Linked DNA regions of Homo sapiens: regions 1 and 3 are each linked to region 2. The links are chromatin contacts, found by Hi-C in ENCODE. All regions are on one chromosome and are shown on one strand. Each heading gives the region's core, a stretch centred on a gene start or an enhancer-like site at or near the end of the contact. The rest is flanking DNA. Distances are from core to core; before and after follow the strand shown. Region 1 overlaps RAC2 (Rac family small GTPase 2). Region 2 holds the start of ANKRD54 (ankyrin repeat domain 54). Region 3 holds the start of TPTEP2-CSNK1E (TPTEP2-CSNK1E readthrough).

Evidence for each region. Hi-C counts contacts between places; a loop is a spot of excess contacts on that map. Pooled maps may share reads with other maps.
Region 1: a pooled map shows a loop between it and region 2 (5-fold over the local background). The contact joins the enhancer-like site here to the promoter of ANKRD54 in region 2. A Hi-C loop is called at or near these places in 1 of 168 maps with a recorded cell type or tissue (naive thymus-derived CD4-positive, alpha-beta T cell) and 6 of 50 pooled maps.
Region 3: a loop to region 2 is called in a map of CD8-positive, alpha-beta T cell, with 9 times the contacts of the local background. The contact joins the promoter of TPTEP2-CSNK1E here to the promoter of ANKRD54 in region 2. A Hi-C loop is called at or near these places in 1 of 168 maps with a recorded cell type or tissue (CD8-positive, alpha-beta T cell), 6 of 37 single-sample maps with no recorded cell type and 7 of 50 pooled maps.

Annotation. Positions count from the first base shown.
Region 1 is chr22:37,223,433-37,226,190 of GRCh38, forward strand. RAC2 (Rac family small GTPase 2) reads right to left here. Exons shown (of 7, transcript NM_002872.5): 7 at 1,838-2,607. Among named protein-coding and RNA genes, the nearest start is that of SSTR3, 12 kb to the left of the region's middle. Within about 2 kb of position 1,509, at least 5 of the 41 ENCODE cell types and tissues checked have a DNase peak (open chromatin) inside an H3K27ac peak, as active enhancers do.
Region 2 is chr22:37,843,054-37,845,770 of GRCh38, forward strand. It overlaps ANKRD54 (ankyrin repeat domain 54), which reads right to left and starts at 1,281. Exons shown (of 8, transcript NM_138797.4): 1 at 858-1,281. The coding sequence starts at 1,185. It overlaps MIR658 (microRNA 658), which reads right to left and starts at 1,318; the gene lies at 1,219-1,318. RefSeq lists a silencer at 752-1,451.
Region 3 is chr22:38,397,616-38,400,333 of GRCh38, forward strand. TPTEP2-CSNK1E (TPTEP2-CSNK1E readthrough) reads right to left here and starts at 1,300. Exons shown (of 15, transcript NM_001289912.2): 1 at 823-1,300. It also overlaps the pseudogene TPTEP2. RefSeq lists an enhancer at 29-812 and a silencer at 1,078-1,357.

The DNA of each region.
Region 1 (2,758 bases), core at 259-2,758, 620 kb before region 2:
AAACGAGTATTTTGTTGGTGTTAGGTACGGTGCTGCTATGCACAAAACTAGGATTCTGTTAGCAAGGAGGATGGGAACAGAGGGAGAGGGTGGGAAAGGACAGCATCTGCCTTGTCAATTTGAGCCAAACCTGTGCCCTCCCGCATCCTCATCTCCTCTTCTGCAAACCGTGGCTAAGAGTACCTATCTTGGAAGGCTATTAGAACATTAAATGAGATAATATGTGCATGGGAGCCAAGACAATGAGTAAAGGAAGTTATTTACTGACATTATTATCATATAGAAGCAAAGATTGTCTCTACTGGGGTCGACCTAACGGGCTGAACACACATGGAAGGAGATCCGGGCCCACCTTTGCCCTGCAGGGAAGTTCCAGGAGCAAAGGAAAGGGGTCCAGTATGTTCAAAGGCCTGGAATGAAAGAAGCATGAATGTGGAGTGGAAGAAATGACAGTCCAGTCTGATGGTAGAGGCACGAGTGCAATAAGAGTGGGAGGCAGAGGATGGCCAGACCTTCAGGGCCATGGTTTGTTGCGGAGGCTCTGGAGTTTATCCCAAGGCTCTGTGAAGAGGAGGGATCAGAAAGAGGCTCCCTCAGACTCTGGCCAACCTCAGGGGGTGCCTCAGGGATCTTAGACATCGAACATACTAGGGAGTGGGGTCCTGGCCGCCTGCATCTGTATGGTGCCATGGATGGGTGGGGTTTAGTATTTCCTTTCTGTTTCAGAAGAGAAGTAACTTTGAAAACATCATGACTTTGAGCTGAAACTAAGAAAAGCAAAGGGGTTTCCCCTCTGCACCTAATCCCTTTTAAGGGGGGCTCCCAGGAGGTGAGTGAGCTGGAGGGGGTCCTGCCTCAGAACATGGGGACTAATGGGGATAGTGGGGTTGGCTGGGAGCTCTGGGAAAGCACAATGTGGAAACTCAAGCATTTCATGGGCTGGAAATTGGGGTCTTCTGGGTTGTCAGGGGCAGCCTCTTAGATCTCTTAGCCTCTCTAGAGTGTCAGCCTCCTGAGGGCAGGGACTTCTGAGCACTGCTGGATCCCTGGCACCTAGAACAGTGCCAGGCACAGAAGAGGTGCTCAATAAATGTGTGTTTGATGAATGAGTGAGAAGTTGAGATAGAGGAGAGTAATTGTCCGCAGGAGGGGGAGGTCTGGCACCTCCACAGAACTTAGCAAGTCCTGAGGTGGGACTGACTGTGCAGGCACTGTTGTGCCCATGTCGGAACTTCTTAAATCCTCACAACAACCCCGCCTCTCTTTTAAAGAAACTCCCCTTTGCTTATCACCTTCGGGGTCCAGCATTGTTTCATTTCACTGCTGAAATGAACACTTTCCCATGACCTCCAGTAGTGGAGGTTGAGGGTTTCTCGCCCAAATTCCCAAATTCCCGCCAGGCTCTCAGCCCACTTTGGAACTCACCCTCCCCCCCAGTACACACGCTTTCGCTGGGGTTGCCGCAGTTCTGTTCCAGCATGGCATATGGTCCATGCCTGGCCAGTCAGAGCACAGCACTGCACCACTCTGACAAATATGATTGGTTAAAAGGGGGCCCAGGACCTAAGCTGGTCCAATCACAGTAAATCTTAGTTAGAACTTTGCCTGGGATAGACATTTGCTCTTTTTGGCTGAACTTGAACTTGGAAGGATGAGGCCCTGAACTTGAACTTGGAAGGATGAAACCCTGAACTTGAACTTGGGAGGATGAAGCCCTAAGTCGCCTGCCTGAGAATGAACCAGCCAGCAGAAGGCAGAGCCCAGAGCTAAACAAGCCTCGATGACATCATTTGAATACCTTGATCAAGCTGCACCTGAAATCACGATATCTCCAAACTTGAATCAATAAATTTATTTTCTGCTTAAGCAGGTTGAGTTGGGTTTTCTATTTGCAATAGCAAAAGTCCTGACTGGCAAGGTTTAAAAGTTTGAAGACTCTCACAGGTAAGTGCAGCTCAGGATCCTGTGAGTGCAGCAGAAAGTCTTAAGAAATGGCAGGGGCTGGTTGAACCCAGATTTTCCATTGGCTGAGCAGATATCCCCAGAGGCGTAGAAAATTAAATTTGTTTTATGTTGTTCCAAAAGAGGAGAACTGAGGCCAGAGGAGCACACTTCTGAGACACTCATTTTTGCTGGGTAGAGGAACTCTCTGGCAAGCAGGACCATCGATATTAGAGCAGCTGGCCTCAGGAGGGAGTAAGAGCCCCATCCCTGAAGGTACACAAGTTGTGGCAGCAACCATCTGGCCTGCAGTTTCCAGAGGGGAGTCAGGCGTGGGGTGGGACTGGAGTGAACGGGTAGATGCTTCCACATGCGGCAGTTGGCACTGACGGCAGGAACACGGGGGTGGCTTAATGGGTCCTGGGGCTCCCCTCTGGCCCTCAGGAAGGCAGGAGCATGAGGGGCTTGGGATGCAGCACCTGCAAATTTGCACGTTCCTGGCCTCAGGAGGCCTCCAGTACAGAAAAGACCATCAACGAAGCTCTGCAGCCATCTGCTAAGAAACGCCACAGGGAGGGGACAGCATGGCCAGCCGGGGTGCCATCAGGCTTTGGGTGGGGATCCTGGAGGATCAGACCCATCTAGGTGGGAGCGCTGGGGTGCAACCTGGAAGGAAGATAAGCAGGGAAAGAGAATTTGGGGACATGCAGAATCCACAGCTCTCGCCTTCCTGGCTCACAGCTCATTCCCACCTCCAGGTCTTTGCTCAAGGTTTGACTCCCACCAGGACTGCCAATGCTGCTCTCCCCACCTCACC
Region 2 (2,717 bases), core at 31-2,530:
TTGGGGCACAGCAAAGGCAGCATAACAGCTAAACATCCATTACCTTACTTAACTCATCCCATTTTACAGATGAGAAAACTAGGGCTGAGGCCGGGCCAGTGGCTCATGCCTGTTATGCCAGTACTTTGGGAGGCCGAGGTGGGTGGATCACCTGAGATCAGAAGTTCGAGACCAGCCTGGCAAACATGGTGAAACCCCATCTTTACTAAAATTACAATAATTAGCCGGGCTTGGTAGTGGGCGCCTGTAACCCCAGCTACTCGGGAGGCTGAGGCAGGAGAATCGCTTGAACCCGGGGGGCGGAGGTTGCAGTGAACCAAGATGGCGCCACTGCACTCCAGCCTGGGCAACAGAGCGAGACTCCGTCTCCAAAAAGATAATAATAATAAATAAATAAAAATAAAAAAATTTAAAAAGAAAACTAAGGTTGAAAGGGTCTATCATTTGCCCTAAGGTCTAACTGTGGTAAAGGAGTCCAAGTCCGTGCATTTAAACAAGCTGGTACGACTTGGCTGCAGGCTCTGGCCTCCCCTCTCCATGATAATAAAAGTGTTCCCCAGTACCTCATTTTATTATTCACCAATAAGCGTTCCGAGTCATGGGAAGTTTCCATTCAGAAATTACCCAGTGAGAGAAGACTGGGGTGACTGGCTCAGAGCAGGAAGACTTTCTAAAAAAACCATCATCACCATCGTTACTGAAAGGAGACTCAAGGGTCAGTGTGGCCCTCAGCGCAGACGTCGGGGGACCCCGGCTGAGGGTCGGGGGCGACCAAAGCGCGGCCACTGGTCCTCTGAGGCCCCGCCCCTCGCCCGGGCTGCCCCGCCCCGGGCCCCCGCGCCGCTCGCGCCGCTCACCGTGCACCTCCTTGCCCGTGGGCCCGAGCCGCCGGTGGGGCCTGGCAGCGCGCCTCAGCCGGCCAGCGGGTATCTTGCAGCGCAGCTCGTCGCGCGGCTCCGCATCCTGCTGCCACAGGACGTGCAAGTAGCGCAGCGGCGACTGGGCCCCGCCGGACGCCCGGCCCGAGAGGCCCGCGCCGCCGCCGCCCAGCGCAGACCCGAAGTCAGCGAAGGAGAAGAGGCCCTCAGCGTCAGTCAGCGGCTCCGGCGCCACCGCGCACTCGCCCTCCGAGCTCGAGTGGCCTGAGCGCGGCTCGTCGTCCGCGTCCCCGGCGGCGGCTGCCATGGCAACGGCTCCGCGCGGGCCTGGCCGCCTGAGCCTCGTTCCCGACCGACCAACGGACCTACTTCCCTCCGCCCTGAGTCGTGCTGTCAGCGAGCTGGCGGGCGGGCAGGGCCCGCAACCACGGCAACCGAGCGGGGGCGGGCTCAGGCCGAGACAGAGCGGCGAACCAATGACTACCCTTCCAGCTTAAACCGGTCCCAAAACCAATCGGAAAGGGAGGGCACAGTACAAGCAGGATAATTGGACAGGGTTTCCGGCAACGTGACTGACAGACATTGTAACCAATTACAAACTTGAAGTGACCTTGGCTTTCGCTGTACGTCGCTACCGGAGCCAGTAAAACAGCATTTCAGACGCTTTTTTTTTGCGACGGAGTCTCGCTCTGCCGCCAGGCTCGCGATCTCGGCTCACTGCAACCTCCGCCTCCTTGAAGCAATTCTCCTGCCTCAGCCTCCCGAGTAGCTGGGACTACAGGCGCGCGCCACCACGCCCAGCTAATTTTTGTATTTTTAGTAGAGACGGGGTTTCACCATGTTGGCCAGGATGGTCTCGATCTCTTGATCTCGAGATGTGCCGGCCTCGGCCTCCCAAAGTGCTGGGATTACAGGCGTGAGCCACCGCGCCCGGCCTTTTTTTTTCTTTTTCCTCTCCATTTCCCAGTCTAATGAGAAAACAAGCAGATACCTTAGCAAATCAGATTAAGATGATTTGCAGGCACTCACAAAGGAAAATGAAGAAGCCACGCCATCCATGTAGATATAGATGTTGTAAATCAATGAACGCAAAAAAAAAAAAAAAAAAGAACTTCCCACAAATGCATAATGTACGTGGGAAAGGGAAAATGTGTTGAAATTTGGAGATACCACTACAAACTGTGAGTAATAGTGTCTAAATGCAATGGATTTCCTTTAGTCAGAGTTCTCTAGGTAACCCCGACGTAGATGACTGATCTACAAAGATTTGTAATACAAAGTGATTACATTAGAGCAATAGTTTAGTTCGACAGCCAGTCACTGAGCCAGGTAACTGCTAGGTCCTGGACACAGGATCAGACTTGGTGCCCCTGAGATGCTCACAATCCAATGGGAGAAGACCAGGAAACAAATAAGTGTTCCTCAAGCAACATTTCATGGGTGCACGTTTTCATAAAACTTCTCACAATCCCGTACCCCACAAGCACTTCTATAAAGTAGACAAGAAGGACCATCCCTATTTTATAGGTGAGGAGTTGAAAAGCAGAGGGAAGAGACTCATTCACAGTTGCCCAGCTCTCACCGGACCAGGTCTTGTGTCCTGGCAAAAGTTCTTTCCATATATAAACCCTCCCACTCAACCCAGTTAAAATGTAATCTTTCCGCACGGTGGGTCACGCCTGTAATCCCAGCACTTTGGGAGGCCAAAATGGGCAGATGACAAGGTCGGGAGTTCAAGACAAGCCTGGCCAACATGATGAAACCTCGTTTCTACTAAAAATACAAAAATTAGCTGGGTGTGGTGGCGCACGCCTGTAATCCCAGCTATTCAGGACACTG
Region 3 (2,718 bases), core at 50-2,549, 550 kb after region 2:
TTTGGGTGTTCCACTACAATTGAGTTGTAAAGATATTCTTTAAGTGTTTATAGAACATTAAGACTTAAGAAAAATCTTTAAAATTAGAGGAGGGAAAAAAAAGCCACCTTATCGCACACATCCAGGAAACGCAGCCCCGTGCATCCCTGCTCAGGGATAAGCAGGCGCCCCAGGACTCCCGGGGACAGATTTTTGGGCACCCGAGGGAGTCACCCGGCGCACCTCGGGGTCCGCGGAGAGGCCCAGCCCCTCCCGCGGTCCCTTAGACGCGCCCTCCGCCTGGCCCGTGTGGACCGTCCCGGCCATTGTTTACGGGGGAAGCCTGTCCCGACGCATTGTTTTGGCCATTTCCAACTTCCCCCGGCCCTTCCCGGGGTATCGCGGGGGACCCTACGCCAACGTCCCCCCTCCGCCCGCGCCCCAAGGGCCGACTGGGCAAATTGGGAGACCCGCCCCGCGGGGCGACCCAACTTTTCGGAACAGCCCCCCACCGCCCACCCCCGCAGACCCCCGGACCCCCGCTCCCGGCGGAGATTCAGGGAACCCCGCACCCCAAGCCCTTCTGAATCGTGCGGCGTGAGTGTGACGGCCAAGAGCGGATGCAGCCCGGGATCGCCCGCACCTTCCCGCCAGCGGAAGCGCAGGAGCCGGCTGGGGAGGGGGCGCCCTAGAAAGAGCAGCTAGAAAGCTGAGACGGGGAACTGAGGTCATCCTGGGGGGGGACAAGACAACGAGAGCCGGGCGCCTCGGGGGCGGCGCGGGAGCCTCCGCAGGACCAGGCGGGCGCCCCGGCTGGCGCGGGCGGGGGGCGCCCCCCTTTACCTGTGGCTCCGGCCCCTCGGCCATTTCCTCGCGCGGCGGCTGCCGGGACTGAGCTGACTCCACTCGGGCCGGCCGGGTTTGAAAGAGGAGGAGCGGGCGCGGAGGGGAGGGGGCGGGGAGGGCGGAGGGAGGGAGGCCTCGCGCAGTTTTCTCGGCCTTTTGTGCGGACACCTCCCGGATTCCGCGCCCGCACCCGGCCCCCCAAAAGACACGGGGAGCCGCAAGCGAGGGGTGCAGCCATCTGCCGAGGCGCCTAGTGCCTTCGCGCCTCCAAGACCCCCAACAAAAAAGGAGCGTCCCGCACCCCCACCCCCGCCCGGAGGATTTAGGGGCCGGGCTCACCTCGGGCGCGGGGCTAAGTGCAGGCGCGGGGGGGGTCCCTAGAGCCGCCAGGGCGCGGCGCGTCCGGCGCTGGGGGACTGTTGGGTCAGAAAGTGTTCAGGGAGCAGCTGCTGCGCCCTCCCTCGGCCCGCCGCTCGGAGACGCCCCGCCCCGCCCCACCCCGCCCCCGCGCCCACGTGACTAGCATAGGCCCGCCCCCGCTCCGCCCCCCGCCACAGACTCCGCCTCCGGGACGCGAGCGAGCGGCGAGCGCGCGCACTCCCAGTTATCGCTCGGCGACTCCCGCGCACGCACGCGCCGTGCCACCCTCCCCGCGCCCCCCGCCCCATACCCCTACTCCCGCCATCCGATTTAACGTGGCGGGCGAGCGCCGCGGCGGTAGCCGTGACAGGTACCCGGCGGGGGGGGCGGGGGGGGCCGCGAGGGTGTGCGCAGGCGCAGACCCGGGTCCCGTCCCCGCCGCCCCCTCCTCTGCAAGGTGTGCCCGGGCGAGGGGAGGGGCCCGCGGCCCGAACTCCTGGGTCACCCCGAATTACAAACAAAACCTTAACGCCGTTGCTCGCGGGTTAGAAGGCAGCTGTGCGCGAAAAACACCTCAGATTTTCTTCAAGCGTGAGGAAGGTCGAGAAGATAAAGTTTTTAAATGAGTATCTTCAGAAAGCTATTTAATTGTTCTGATTTTTTTTTTTCTGAAAGGACTGGGCTTGCGCTATTCTAACTTGAGATTTCTAAACTTAGACTAGGTTCCAAGAATCTACTTGGTTTTGATAGAAATCCATTTGGAGGAAACCGGGGACAAAAAAAAACAAAAAACCGCTACCCTTTCCCCTCCTCCCTACGCACAACTCATTTAAATCGTTTCCCAACTGTTTTTTTTTTCTTACTGAAAAAAAGGACAAAAAAAATCCTGATTCCTAAGGCCTGTGATATTTCCCCATTTTAAGTAAGCCTCGAGGAACCACAGACATAACAAACATATCCACAATTTTTCTACCCCAAAATGCAAACTAATGCAAATGTGAAATGGATCTATGCAAGTCGCTACCAACAAAATAGCCAAATATTTGTTTTTTTACTGGCCTTCGGCATATCCAAAATGAAAAAACTTTAAAACACATCAAGAAAAGCATTTAAAATATCTATTTCCTAAATCAAAAGAAAGAACGCACTACAGAAACGATCCGGAGCTGGTGAGCAATGCAATCTTAATAAATAGGAAAAGGAATTTGAGAAGACAGCTCAGCAAAGGGGAAGAATTTGCCAAGTGTCATGTTTTGCTGTCATTTTATATATAACTACTAACCCCCCATATGGTCTGGTTAGTCTTTTTTAAAAAGGAAGCCAATCAATTACTCACAATTAATTAGCAGTGCCGGTAGATTCTTAGGCCAGCACTAAAAAACTAAATTGGGTGAATTTTTTTTCACTCAAGTCCACTGATATTGATCACTTTTAGTATTAGGAGTCCTTTTCTGACAAAAGATGAATACCTATCTTTAAAATATATTTTTTAATCTTATTGTCACATTCTAAAACACAGTCCAAAAACACTTC